2 separate regions of the Homo sapiens genome follow, and region 1 is linked to region 2. A link is a contact called in ENCODE Hi-C or POLR2A ChIA-PET data. All regions are on one chromosome and are shown on one strand. Each heading gives the region's core, a stretch centred on a gene start or an enhancer-like site at or near the end of the contact. The rest is flanking DNA. Distances are from core to core; before and after follow the strand shown. Region 1 overlaps TBC1D22A (TBC1 domain family member 22A). Region 2 overlaps TBC1D22A (TBC1 domain family member 22A).

The links. Hi-C counts contacts between places; a loop is a spot of excess contacts on that map. ChIA-PET counts read pairs that join two places held with the same protein, here RNA polymerase II (POLR2A). Pooled maps may share reads with other maps.
Region 1: a map of endothelial cell of hepatic sinusoid shows a loop between it and region 2 (10-fold over the local background). The contact joins two enhancer-like sites. A Hi-C loop is called at or near these places in 4 of 168 maps with a recorded cell type or tissue (Caco-2, body of pancreas, endothelial cell of hepatic sinusoid and 1 more) and 2 of 50 pooled maps. POLR2A ChIA-PET finds 5 or more read pairs at or near these places in 1 of 52 experiments (activated CD8-positive, alpha-beta T cell).

The regions. Positions count from the first base shown.
Region 1 is chr22:47,151,124-47,157,890 of GRCh38, forward strand. The region is part of intron 12 of TBC1D22A (TBC1 domain family member 22A); the gene reads left to right. Among named protein-coding and RNA genes, the nearest start is that of TBC1D22A-AS1, 240 kb to the left of the region's middle. RefSeq lists an enhancer at 3,436-4,635. Within about 2 kb of position 3,553, at least 10 of the 41 ENCODE cell types and tissues checked have a DNase peak (open chromatin) inside an H3K27ac peak, as active enhancers do.
Region 2 is chr22:47,101,492-47,108,998 of GRCh38, forward strand. The region is part of intron 11 of TBC1D22A (TBC1 domain family member 22A); the gene reads left to right. Among named protein-coding and RNA genes, the nearest start is that of TBC1D22A-AS1, 190 kb to the left of the region's middle. Within about 2 kb of position 6,145, at least 2 of the 41 ENCODE cell types and tissues checked have a DNase peak (open chromatin) inside an H3K27ac peak, as active enhancers do.

The DNA of each region.
Region 1 (6,767 bases), core at 2,303-4,802, 47 kb after region 2:
GACCTAGACCTGCTGGGTTCGTGCAGATTCCTGCGAGCCTGGCTGTGCGGGCCCAGAGCCTCACCAGACTGTTGATCTGAACACACTTTTAAACGCTGCGTGGTGTGGGGTTCTGTGTGACACTCAGCGCCCACCCGTGTACTCTCCACCTTCCCGGGTGAGGCAGGCCAGCGGCTTCCCGGCGCACTCACGCAGAACCGACCTTTCCAGATCGCAGCCCCACTGCATGCCTTCCTCCTGCCCTCCCAGGCAGCAGAAAAATCAATGTGAGAACGCAGACTTGAACAACTCGGGAAATTGAATAATTTTCACAATGTATATTACAAGGAAAAAGATCATTTTGCTAGTGAATCTATGAAATCAACTTGAAAATCAATATTGCTACATGTTTAAAGGTAGCCTTGGAAGCTTGGTCCATGGCTGGGAGAGGCTCTGGTACCTGGGCTCCCTCGTGGCCCCTCTCCAGGGGGCCTCACTGGGGGTCCTGAGCACTGGGCTGTGCTGGCTGCTGAGCCAGGGCTTCTTCCTGTGGGGCTCAGGGAGGTTCCATGAGTCATTTCCCCTGAAGCTCTTTCAGACCTGTGTGGTCACCAGTGACCTTACTCTCCTGGAAGCCCTGCGTCTGCTCTGGGGTTGAAGAAGACCCCTGGGGGAACGGAGAGCATAAAGCCACCATGCCGGCCTGTCGGGAAAGAGCAGCGTCACCCAGGGGACGGGGAGGACCCCTTCGCGGTGTGGACGTGGCAGTGCAGCCCAGTGACCTGCACTTTTCAAGCTGATGGGGCCAGCAATGTCACCTCTGGGGTCTCAGCTTCTGAAGATAGAAGGGCCCACTGCAGAGGGCCGTGTGCATAGGAGCGTGTGCGGCCGTGGTCTGGGCCTTACTCTGCTGGTGGCAGCCCGTGTGAGGGTTCCTCTGGGCTGTCTGCCTGCCTGGACCTCACCCACTCTCCTGCGTGTATCTGACTAGAACCCGGTCCTAGGGCTCCACGGTTCTCTTTTTATTCTGAAGACCTATTGCTTCCTGGTTAAGTGCTCTGAGATAAATTGTTACTAATGTTGGGAAGCAGATCTTTTTGTCCTCAGGTTGGGTTGACCAATACAAGGTTATATCTCTCAGTCATGCGTTCAAAACAATGGGTTCAAAAATCCAGACTGGGTCAGCGCAGTGGATTCCTCTTCCCTGGGTGAGAAACCACCGCAGCCTCCTACGGGGTTCCCCCCCTGGCCCCTGGGGGCACCGTGTCAGATCAGCGCAAGCTCAGGGTCCCCAGGCCGAAGTGGGTTCCTCCTCTGCTTGTGGCTGGCGGGCGTCGGTGGCTGGTCATGGCATCTCAGCTGCTCCCCGCTTCCATGGGATGGTGACCCCTCAGCCCACAGGCACATTCACTAGAGAGTTTCTGGCCGGCCACAACCCCCCACGTAGCTGGTCCTGACGAGGCTGTCGCAGTTGCGCTCTCTGTCGCTTCTAAGTCCCAAAGCCACACTTAGGGCCACTCTTGGTGGCTCTCCTTGCTTATGAGATGGAACTAGTATTTACTGAGTGTGCTTGGCCCATTTATATTTGTCATCTCATTTAACTCTCGTGATGAGAAAGGTGGCGTTTTCCCATTTTACAGGCCCGGGCACGGGGCCTCTGAGAGAGAAAGCATCGGCCGTGGCGGCAGAGCAGAGGAGGGACGGGGTCCAGATGTCTGTGACCCTTCGGGGGAGACGCAGGATGCCAGGGTGGGTCACGGGAAGCTTGCTGGAAGGGAGACCCCCTGAGAGCGTTAGCTGTGGGAGAAAAGCACTCGGGCTAATTGGAACGAGGATTGACTGAATAGGACAAGAAAAGGAAAAAAAAAATCACAGCCGATTTCATTCTGATATTAAAGGAGGTCCGAGGCAGGCAGTTCCAGGCTGGAACAGCAGCCTCGGTGCTTTCAGAAACACAGTTTCCTTTCTGTCTTCTCTGCTGTCTGTGGCTTCCATTCTCAGAGGCACCTCGTGGCCTGAGATGGCTGCTGAAACTCCAGCCATTGCATCCATAGTCCAGCCTGGCAGCAGGAGGATAAAAGGCACCTTTCCCTGCCAAGACAGCTTCCTCTATAAGCTTCTCCTGAATTCCACCCACTGCTTCCAAATGCAGCTCACGTTCATGAACTGAGTCATGTGGTCATATCTGACTTCAAGGGAGCCCGGGAAATGCAGTATTTTAGCAGGGCTTGTGCCTCCTTTCATGAAGAAAATTAAAGTTCTGTTCCTAAAGACGGGGAGGGTGGCTGAATGGCTGTTGAGTGGTACTTGGCAGCCCCTGCCATGGTGCTCCAAGCAGAGGAAACAGCATGGGCGGTGACCCAGGGGCCAGGAGAGGCTGCAGGCAGAAAGGCGTGAGAGAAGGGGGCCCGGTCTGCCTGGGGGAGGTGGGTTCGAGGGGGAAAGAGGTAAGGAGGCGGCCATGCAGGTGGACGGGCAAGGGAAAAGGGAGGAGCTGTGGCCGTCGTGCAAGCGAAAGATGAGAGATACCACCCAGGAGTGAGCCGGGAAGCAGGTGCGTTTGCAGGATGCCTAGGAGGTGTGCCTAGAACCCGCAGGGTGTGGTGACAGATTGCAATGGCTGGGGGAGGGGGCACAGGGCAAGGTCAGAGAAGAAGGAGAAGAAACTGGGGACGATGTCTGCATTTGTTTATTGGGTGACTGGCCGAGTGCTGTCGCCAGAGATCAAGGTAAAGACCCACAAGGGCAAAGGCAGCTTGACAGGGGTGACGATGAGTCCCGTGTGGAGGCGGGGAGTGGACAGAGCCTGTGGGAGGTCCGGGGACACTGGACTGGCCTGTGGCTCTGAAGGTCCGCAGAAGTCACTCTTGGGCATGGGAGGGTGGGCAGAGAGTAGGAGGAGGTGTGAGTGGCTGTGAGAGAGTAGGAGGAGATGTGAGTAGCTGTGACTGCGAGTGGATGAGGAGGGCCAGGAAGAGGGCGCGTGGCTGGCGGGAGCAGGGGAGCTCCGGGACCTCCTGGGCCTCCAGCACTGTCTCCAGGCCATGACTTCTCCTTCCTGCTGTTGAGGAACAGACATGTCCCCGGAGCAGGGCGGTCCTGTGTGCCCCTGTCACCCTCCCCTCCAGCCCACCTCCTCACACTCTGCGCTTTTGAGAGCTGTTCCTAGTGTCCTGGTATGGCCCTGCCACGCGCTGAGTGAGTCTGAGCCATGAGTGACCTGCTCACCCTCTGAGCTCTGTGTCGTGACGTTTGGCTTGGTTTCATCTCTGACTGACCGTAGCTGCAGCCTTTACTTGTCACGCGCGGGACACTGTCATGGCCTGGAAATGCCCCCCCGCTTGAAATTACGACTCTTTGACTGCAGTTTTCCCCCTTCCTTAAACATCACCTAGTATGGGGCTGGCAATGTGCAGACACTGTCCATCCCAGCCCCAAACCCGACAGCGTGCCAGGCTGGCTCCCTGAAGCCCTCAGGAAGCTGGGGGACCCCAGCAGTGCCTGTCCTGTCAGCCTGCCCTGGAGCAGGTAGCGGTTGCCTTTAGCAGGCAATGTGCCCGGAGCTGTCCGAGTTCAGACGGCAGCTCTGTTAGGCAGGGAGTGATGGCGGCTGCTCTGGGACATGTGCCCAAGGTCCGGGATGCCAGAAACACAGCCCACACGGCTGCTCTTCCCCTCCCCACTCTCAGCGGCCCCCTCCTGGTGATTTCTGCTTTAGGAGCAGAAGCAGCCTGGCAGACCTGGCCTTGTCCTCTGGCGTTTTCACTCGGGATCGCTGTGGGAAGAGCCTTGTAGATAAGCACCTGACTGAGGGTGCCTCCTCTAGAAGTGGGCGTCCTTCCCTGCTGCCCGCTGGGCATTTCTTGAGCGGCATCTCCAGGGATGACGTGGCCACAGCATCTTGGCCCCAAACACCGCAAGGCAGGAAGTCTTCACGGGCTGAAAAAGACGAAGGGCTGCGCCAGGATTTGCAGTGTCCTCTGTGTGTTGATCAGAAGTCTCAGCCGTGTGCCTAGGGATGAAATGGAAGGGCAGCGTGATGGGGACGCTCCATGCCGAGCCCATGTTTTCAGCACTGAAAGGCGCTTTTCTCTTTAGAATTCCTTTTTTGGAAAAAAAAAAAATGAAATGAATTACAAGGACAGTATACATCGCTGTGCCATGAGAGACTCCTCGGAAGGCGGATGTATTGAGGTGTCACCTTCCCAGGGCTGTCCTCCCGGCGGGCTGGCCAGCTCTGGCAGCTGCCACCCTGTCCCGGCTGGCTGTCACTGTCTTTTTATTTTTAGCCCTGGTTTGGTCCAGAACGTCACAAGATTTTCAAACTAATAACTGGATTGTCAAAGAAATCGGCTATCAGAGCCTGCACTCCGGGCTCCCAGGATGGTCTGGGAGTGGGAGAGAGGGAGGGAGGTGGGAGCCGCCCTGGGGATGCCCGGCCACTGTGGACCAGTGACCATGTTGGGCAGATGGTTGCATCGTCACTGACAGAACTCAAAGGCATGAGGGCCGGCGAGGACGCGTAACACTTGACATCACAGCAGCCTGCAAAGGGGCAAAGGAAGCCCCTCTTCCCAGACACCACGGCCGTTCTCCCACGGTCTCCTGTGCTCACAAGACAGAGGATGGGCTGGCGCCAGCGCAGACCCCCACCCGAGTGCCCACCCTCAGGGGCGGTGGTGCGGACGGGCGCAGCCTGACCTTTCTGTGCGGAGCTACCTTCTTGTCTTCTGTGTATCAGGTGGTATTCTGTATTCTTTGATCTCCTAGTTAAAAGGGCATTGAGTGTGATAGAAAGGTTAAAAATAAGGTAAATAAGGATGAACTTTTCATAGGCAGTTTTCCTACCAGGACCTCTACGGCCCTCCTACGTCTGTGGTGTGTGCCCAGCGTCGTGTTATGTGTGACACCGGGTTCATCAAGTGCCTCCCACTCAGCCCCTCCCCCTGCTGGTGAGCCCCCTCCCCACGTGGAGTTTCCTGTCCTCCCAGATGGCTGAAGGCAGGGCTTCTTATCTCTTGGAGAAGCTGGTCAGTGTTGACCGCCCACAGAAAACCCATACCCCATGGTTTCACAGGCTCTGCGGAAGGTGACAGGTAGTGTCTGGGCTGGGACCAATCAGGGGCTGGACTATCTGACAGCAGTTCAGGCTCCTGGCTTCCACGTGAAGATGTCATTCTAAGTTTCAGGGCCAAGTAGGGACACATTTAGTGGGGACAGCCCCTGTAACCCTCTCCGAGAGACAGGGTTGTATGGTAGTCAGGTCCAGTGGCTCGAGAGGGCAGCCCTGCTGATGGGGGAGGCGGCAGCCCTGCCACGGGCCGGCTGCTTGACCCTGAGCTGTCGCTAGGCTTCTTGAGCGGCCGTCTCCTCCCTCGGACATGGTGGGTGTGGAGGACACCTCACAGTTGTTAGATCGATGCCTAGCTTGAGGCTGGCCGGAGTGAACACCAGGATGGGCAGCCTCACAGAGGCGACCAGAAGAGGGACCTGGGGCAGGCTGGGGAGGTGAGGGTGGGCCTGAGGCTGTCAGAACTCCCCTCCCTGCACCCTTCTCCTGTCCACTCCTGGGGGTGTCCCTCTCTACCCTCACAGCACAGTCTCCCTCCCCGGGCTGGGTCACACTGTCACCTGATGGATCCGTGTAAGTGCACTTGCCTGCGTAGCCATCCGGCAGCCCTCCCCTTCTCCGGCCCCTCAGCTGCTACCCGGGAGCCACTGCTGCCCGCGCCGACCACCCGATGCTCAGCAGGGTCTGCATGCTGCACCCATTTGCCGTCTCCTTCTGTCGTCCTGGCCACAGCCCCATGGTCTTCAGTCCCATGAACCTTGGAGGCTTCCAAGGCACCGGGCTGCTTGTGCATCAGTGTGGGTTGCACCTGGTACCATTCCCATCCAGAGGGACAGATGTCAGCACTGGGCCCTATGGAGGGGCAGTGGCCAGGCACTGGGTGCCCCCGGTGTGCAGGTGATGCAGGATGCAGAGTGGCCATCTGGGGGTGCAAGGCGCCTCCTGTGGGGGTGATTCGTCTCCTTGCAGTGCTCCTGTGTTGGCTCTTTTCACGTAGGAATTATTTCAGCATCTGGGAGAGCAGCATGCAGAGTCACCGTGGCACACGTGCTGTAGTCCGCGGCTCCTCCCACCTGGAGAGAGAAACCACTCCGGGCATGTGAAGCCCTGTGGGACAGAGCTGCACTATCCTGCACCTCTCAGCCGCTTTCCCGATCTCTTTTTGGTGTTCGTGATTCAAGTTCGTGACTGCAGACTCTGACACCGCACACGTTATCTCTCATTATTTGGCGGCTTGGAACTTGTGTGTTTGTGGTGTGTGCACGTGTCCGTCTAGATGAACTGAAGCTGTGGCTGGGGTCTGCTGTAGGTGTCCTTGCCGCTGCACGGGCCAGGATGTGGTTCTCCCACCTTGCCTACCCATTCTGCACCTGGCCTCGCAGGACGGCGGGTGCGCTGTGGTGGCCCTTCCCACACGTGCGTCCCATGGCTCCTCGCTTCAGAGCGTGCCGTCGTGAGCTCCGTGTGGCCGTGCAGTTGCCCTTTCCGGTTCTGGTTCCACAGCTCGCTGACCCTCGCTCCGAGTCTGCTGGTGAGGCGGTGTGGCTCAGCTCCCAGCCTCACCTTCTCTTCCCAAGGGCTGGGTAGGGCCGGTGCCCAGATGGTGGCCCAGGACAGTGGGGATCTGTCTGGAGGCCCAGCTGTGAGTTGGGGGCATCTATACAAGTCACCCACCCCCCAAGCCCTCATTCTTTCTTTACTGAGATGCCAGTTACCC
Region 2 (7,507 bases), core at 4,895-7,394:
GCGACCAGCTGCCTCAGCCATGCCTGTGGGGCGAGGCGGCCAAGGCCCCAGGAGGAAAGGAGCAGTTTCCCCAGCATCCTCGGTACTCAGACGGGACATGCTTGGTTTCCAAGGCCAGTGGGTTCCAGGGTTTGATTGTGTGTTGGGGTTTTTCTCAAGTGCTAGGGCTGTAACAGACCGGCGCCAGCAGGAACAGGCCCAGCACTGGAGGCCAATGTGAAGGGGTCACAGGACAGTGGGGGCACCGAGTTAGGTGGATGGGGCCTCATATGCCTTGAGGGGAACTGGGGGCTTCATCTTCCTTGACGGGAGATGGGGAGCCTCTGACTGTTAGGATCCGCCCACTACATCGTACCCATTGCACATGGCACATGGCAGACAGCTGCCCTTGCTCCAGTGACGTCCAGAATTTACCTGGTGCAGGGTAGCTGAGCACTCCACTCCCAATCCAGAATATTCCACACAATGATGGTATTTCCTCATCTAGTCTTTTTGGCTTTCTGCTGGGAGAAGAAGGGAGAGCTTACGGTTTCGCAGGTGACCAGCTCAAGACCTTTGTTTCAGGGTAGGGGGAGGAAACCGTTTCCGTCCCCCAACCCCCACTTGCCGTTGCTGCAGAACAGTCCTGAGTATCTGCTGAAGGTTCATCGCTGAGGATCCTTTCTCAGTCTCTGGCGCCTTCCTTTACCTCCCCAAAGTAGCCCGGAGCCTGGAGAACGGGGAGATCTTGATTTTCAGGACAGGCCTGGTGGCATGGAGGTGGGGGATGCCAGAAGTGGCCTTGCGCTACGCACCTCCCTGTGAGTCAGCCAGTGCTCATCCCACAGCCCCGGGGGCTTCTCCACGCCACAGCCTCCTCCTGCTTGACCCACCCCAGGCGTGTGCCTCTCACTGAAGGGGATGGAGCCCCCGGTCCTGAGTGGGCTCTGGCCAAGGCCAGGTGCCCAGGGCTGGCCTGTGGCCACTGCTCACGCCTCCCTGTTTTCCCACTGAGTGCTGGGTGATATTTATTGTCTGGATTATGCCTCATTAAAGCAGAAGCCCATTTTCCATAGATGATATGAGTTTTTTATTTATTAAATTAGTTTTAAGATAATTTACCAAGTCATCCAAGACAAATAATCCACTTAAGTGATGCCGTAAAGCTCTGTTTTCCCCCAGTGCTGTGTTTCTGGGAAAGCATGCCCTCTCCTAAGTTCTGCTCCCTGGTTGGAGACATCTTGTGAGCGGCAGAATTTACAGTCCAGCCTTACTAATTCAGAGTAGGATTGGGTAGGAGGGCTGGCTGGGGGCTGACCTTTGCACTCCCTGGTTAAATAAAAGGCTGTTAAGCAAATTCAGAGTGTAAACAGGATTCCTTGGAGAACCCATCATTCTGGAACTTCCCAGAGTACTCCTGGAGACCTTTCCTTCTCAGTATTTGCAATGCTAATTACCAATCACGTGCTACTCAGGGCTGGTTCCCTCAGGGCCTCACATACCTGAAGGTTTTTGTTTGTTCAGGTCACCTAAGGTATTTAAAAGGAAAGACACACATTTCTTCCCCCCTCTCCCAAACCCTCACCCTCACCCCAGAAAGAGGTACGTTGCTCTAGGTACATTCTCAGTGCCGAGCTTCCATGCACCCAGCCTGTCCCTTTCCCCAGGCTCCTGGTAACCCAAGGTGGTGGATTTGGGGGTGTGTGTGTAATTTCGTTCGGTTTCCATTCCTACTCTTAGTCTTGGGGCTGGGATTAGAATGAAGAAGGGGTCACAGAGGGAAAGCTGACACAGGGGACACACTGGACCATGACAGTGTGGCATGTGCCGCGGAGACATGGCCAGGGCTCCTGGGAAGAAGGGGTGGAGACAGCCCACTGCCTGGGAGAAAGGGGGAAGATCCTGAAGAATGAATGGGTTTATCTAGGGGAACAAACCCAGGAGCATTCCCTCGTGGGGCAGCAGAATGCCTAAGACAGCCAAGGCTGCAAAGGGTTGGAATACCAGATGCAGGGTGGGTAGGGACCGGATGTCCGGTCTGCTCTGCCTCATTTCTACTTGATCCTGAAGGCAGTGGGTATTTAAAAATAAAATGGTGACATGATAGGAGCCCGCTGAATTAGAAAGGGCATCCTAGTTACAGTGCAGAGAGGGCTGACGTGCCCAGAGAATGGGATATAGGAGTCGCAGTGGCATTTAAACTCAGTTGAAATATTTGGTCAATTTTAATTCCAACACAAACATGTAACATTTTAATGGCTGTATATGTTTTAATGGGTATTGAGGACTAAGCTCTGATTTTTTTTTATCTTGCCCAAATTCCTGTTTAACGGGTCTGGAGAGTCAGGCCCTACAAACCATACATAAATTCTCATCAGATGGGTTTTAATTAACCGTATATATCATGACTTACTTTCCAGCCTGACTTTGGGATAACATTATATGACAAAGAAGAAATTCAAAATATTTTACCCCAAAACGTGTTTTTTTTGCCATATTTGGAAATGGCAAAGCTGTCCTTTGTGGGGGAAAATTTGCGTCTGTAAAGAATCTTGGCTGGGCACGGTGGCTCACGCCTGTAATCTCAGCACTTTGGGAGGCAGAGGCAGGCGGATCATGAGGTCAGGAGTTTGAGACCAGCCTGGCCAATATGGTGCAACCCTGTCTCTGCTAAAAATATAAAAAATTAGCTAGGTGTGGTGGTGTGTGCCTGTAGTCCCAGCTACTTGGGAGGCTGAGGCAGGAGAATTGCTTGAATGCAGGAGGCAGGGAGGTTGCAGTCAGCCGAGATCATGCAACTGCACTCCAGCCTGGGTGACAGAGTGAGACTCTGTCTCAAAAACAAAAAAGAATCTCTATTAACATAGCTAGATTTTTTTCTTCCAGGCCCTCCCAATCCTAAAGAGATTAAGAGTCCAGCACCTTTTAAAGATTCAATAGATGGCCAGGCATGGTGGCCCACACTTGTAATCCCAGCACTTTGGGAGGGCAAGGCAAGTGGATCACCTGAGGTCAGGAGTTTAAGACCAGCCTGACCAACATGGCGAAACCCCATCTCTACTGAAAATACAAAAATTAGCTGGGCATGATGGCACATGCCTGTAATCCCAGCTACCCCAGAGGCTGAGGCAGGAGAATCGCTTGAACCCAGGAGGCAGAGGTTGCAGTGAACTGAGATCACACCATTGCACTCCAGCCTGGGCGACAGAGAAAGACTCTGTCTCAAAAAAAAAAAAAAAAAAGATTCAATAGGAAACATTTCTCTCTATTGTCTCTAAGAGCAGCCACTATAAGACTTCAAAAGAACCTTGGTCTCCACAGTCTTTTATCTTAACCTGGACATTTCCTTTCTATTATCCCAGATCTTTAGACAAACTCAACCAGTTGTCAACTAGAACATGTATAAATTCACCTATCGCCTGGGAACAACCCCCCGACCGTTGCTGCTGCCACCTTTCACTTGTCCCCCCTTTCTGGACCAAACCAGTGTATTTCTTAAATGTATTTGATTGATGTCTCATGACTCCCTAAAATGTACAAAATCAAGCTGCACCCTGACCCCCTTGGGCACATGCTCTCAGGACCTCCTGAGGGCTGTATCATCGGCCATGGTCACTCATATTTGGCTCAGAATAAATCTCTTTAAATATTTTACAGAGTTTGATTCTTTTCGTCAATAATATCATAAAAAAAAAACCTAGCTCATCAAACCTATACTACAAAGCCACAGTAGCAACATATTTAAGATTCTTGAAATGAGTGGATTTAAAAAAAAAATAATAGGGCAGAGCCTCCTCTTTCCGGTGGTGTGGTGAATGTGGTGTCCGAAAGACCCTCCTGTTTTTGGTATGAATACACCAAATAATGCTGGTGTGCTTTTAAGAAACATAACCACAAAGGTGAGACTATCAGAGACCAGAAATCTCGAGAAAATACAAATCTAGAGAGTTAGGGGAGCAACATCAAAGCTGGTCTTTACCCAGGGGTATCTGCCAGTTGATTTTAATGAGCCACTGGCAGGAGTCAAAACCTGGGGACTGTTTTGTTCAGGGACTGAACAGTTGTTTGTGTTTGTCTTTCTTAGCCTTGGCCAGGTTAAAGGAGAAAGAAAGAACCCTCCCCTTCCTCAGAATTTCCAACTACAATCCTACATTCACATGGATTGGGGGAGCCCCCGTTCATGTTACTTATTTGACCTAAAAAAATTGCAAGCTAAAAATTTGGTTTAATGTAGTCTGGGATAACAAGGCCCTCAGGCTCTAGAGAAGCAAATATAGGTTTCCCACCCCCCCACTCCCCAAAGAAAAGCCTCAAAGAATTCCAATAGATATACATTCTAAGGAGCATAATGACAGGAGAAGTCACTGAAGTACAAGGAAGCAAGCCACTGGGGGCAAGAATCAGCAGTGAAAACAGACTGCAGAAAGAGATCTACAGAGATTTTAGAATTATCTGCGACATGCTATAAAAATAAGCTTATACATTTTAAATAATACAAAGAAAGGTATTGAATGGAAGAAGGAGGAGTAACTATCAATTTACAAGGCAGAATTGAAGAAATAACCAAGGTTCAAATGTAATAGATAAGTGAAACAAATTGTGACAAAGTTGAAGAGATTATTAATGAACTAGAAGAGATATTTGAGGAAAGTACTTGTCCCAGAAAGACAAAGAGATGGAAGATATAAAAAGAGAGGCTAAAGGAAATGGAGGATAGAATGAAAAGACCCCAACTCTATATGATCTGAGTTGTGAGAAAATAAAGAGAATGGGTGCAAATGGATGTTTGATAGGAGATAATGGATGACCATTTCCAAAACTGATGAAAACTACTTATTCCCCAGATTCAGAAAGACCAATATCTCTAGCAGAATAAATATCACAAGGAAACCGCAAAACATCCAAGACAAAGAAGTTATTCACAAGCAGCCAGAGAGGAAAGTTAGATTGCTTATGAAGGAATGACAAATAGATTGATAGCATTCAATAGCGGAGGCTAGAAGATGATAGAGTATCATCTTTTAAAATAATAACCAACTTAGAACAATATATCCAGCAAACTATCTTTCAAGAATGAGAATAAAGACATTTTTAGACAAATGAACTCTGAGAGGGTTTACAACCAAAAGACCCTAAAACCCTCTCATTAAAGGAGCTTCTAAAGGTTGAATTTAAAGAAGGATAATAATTTCCAAAGAAAGGTCTAGGTGCAAGAAGAAATAATGAGGAAAAAAAAAGGGTAAAGTCATGAATAACTCTAAACAAACATATATGAAAGAACAAGAAGAAGATCTCCATTTATAACTTTCGGAGGCTGAGGTGGGTGGATCACAGGGTTAAGAGATCGAGACCATCCTGGCCAACATGTTGAAACCTCGTCTCTACAACCTGGGAGGAGGTTTCAGTGAGCCGAGATCATGCCCCTGCACTCCAGTCTGGCGACAGAGCGAGACTCCATCTCAAAAAACACAACAAAACAAAAAACAAAAGTCACAATGGAACTGAAATTCTGGAAACCATGAGTACATAGCTAGGGAAGATTAGGTCAGTGTGTGGTGCTGGTATGACTAGAATTAAAATATTCTTAATTTTTTGTACTGTTTGGGAGGAGGATAAAGATAACAATTCATTTTAGATCATTAAGTTAAATATACATGTTAAAATTTGTAGAGGGGCTATTAAAATAATAGAAACAATTCATTAACTTCCAGATTCATTGGGGTTAGGGCATTAGAATGTAGAGGGAAGTAGATTAGTCCACATGTAGGCCAGAAAGACAAATGCTAGAAAAAGTAGAACAGTTGGAAACCTCGAAATGAGAGCATGTGAATTAACCTGAATGTATCAGGAGTCACAGCCAGCAGGGACCAAGATCTTTGGTTAGAAAGCATGGCTGGAGTTTAAAAACCCAGTGCTGTGCTAGTTATGAGAGAAATATAAGGAAATAAAGAATAGAGGGGAACCCAACAACTACCAACAAGCAGAAATCGAGGTTTTTAGGACCCTATTTTCAATATCATCAAAAATATGAACCTGTTAGGGAAAATCTAAAAACAGATATAATAGACCTGTAGTGAGAAAACTATAAAACACTGGTGAAGAGAAAGAAGATCTGATTAAACGAAGAGCTATATCATGGTCATGAGTCAGAAGACTGATTAAGAGCTATGCTATGGTCATGAGTCAGAAATCCCAGCAAGCTTTTCTGTAAAAATTGACAAAACAGGTTCTAAAACTTACACAGAAATGCAGAAGATATGGAATAGCCAGAGCAGCCTTGAAAAAGAAGAAGACACAAGTGAGGACTAGCACTAGCTGAAGTTTAGTCTTTCAGCAAATTGCTGGAACAATTGGATATCCATGTGCATACAAATGAACTTCCATACTTTTTACCATATACAAAAATTAACTCAAAATGGATTATAGATCTAAAGTAAAACTTTATAAACCTTCTAGAAGAAAACCTTTATGCCCTTGAGTTAGGCAATGATTTTTTAGATAAGACACCAACAGCATGATCTGTAAAAGAACAAAGTACTAGGTTGACCCTCACCAAAATTTAAAACCCACGATCTTCAAAAGTCACTATTAAGAGGACGAAAAGAGGAGGCATGGGGAGAAAACATTTGCAAAGCATGTATTTGATAAAAGGTTTATATCAAAACTAGTGGCAGTTTTTTCAAAAGGTAAATATACTCCTACCATATGATCCAGCTGTTCTATTCCTAAGTATTTATCCAAGCAAAATGAAAGCCTATGTCCATTCAAAGATGAGTACACAAATGTTCATGGCATCTCTCTGCATAGTAGCCCCAAGCTAGAAACAATTCAGTCCATCAACAGATGAATGGATAAACAAACTGTGGTATATCCAAGCAGTGGGTGCTGCTCAGCATGTATAGAAATGATCTATTCGTCCGTGCAGTGTCATGGATGAATCTAAGGTAATCACCCTGTGTGGAAAAGCCAGACCAAAACCAAATGTGTATTATATGATTCCCTTTATTTGAAAATATTGGAAATGTAAGCTAATGTATAGTGACACAAGTAAGTCAGTGATATTCTGGGACTGGGAGGGCTCAAAGGGAGGATTTACAAATGGGCACAAAGAAACCTTTGGAGCCATAGATATGTCCACTACCTCGGTTGTGATGGTGTTTTCACAGCTATATGCGTATATCAAAACTTATCAAATTATAAACTTGAAATATGTAAACATGTTTTGTTTTGTTTTTTGTTTTTTGAGACGGAGTCTTGCTCTGTCACCCAAGCTGGAGTGCAGTGGCTCGATCTCGGCTCACTGCAAGCTCCGCCTCCCAGGTTCATGCCATTCTCCTGCCTCAGCCTGCCGAGTAGCTGGGACTACAGGCACCCGCCACCATGCCCAGCTAATTTTTTGTATTTTTAGTAGAGTCGGGGTTTCACCGTGTTAGCCAGGATGGTCTTGATCTCCTGACCTTGTGATCCGCCCGCTTCGGCCTTTCAAAGTGCTGGAATTACAGGCGTGAGCCACTGCACCCGGCCTGAA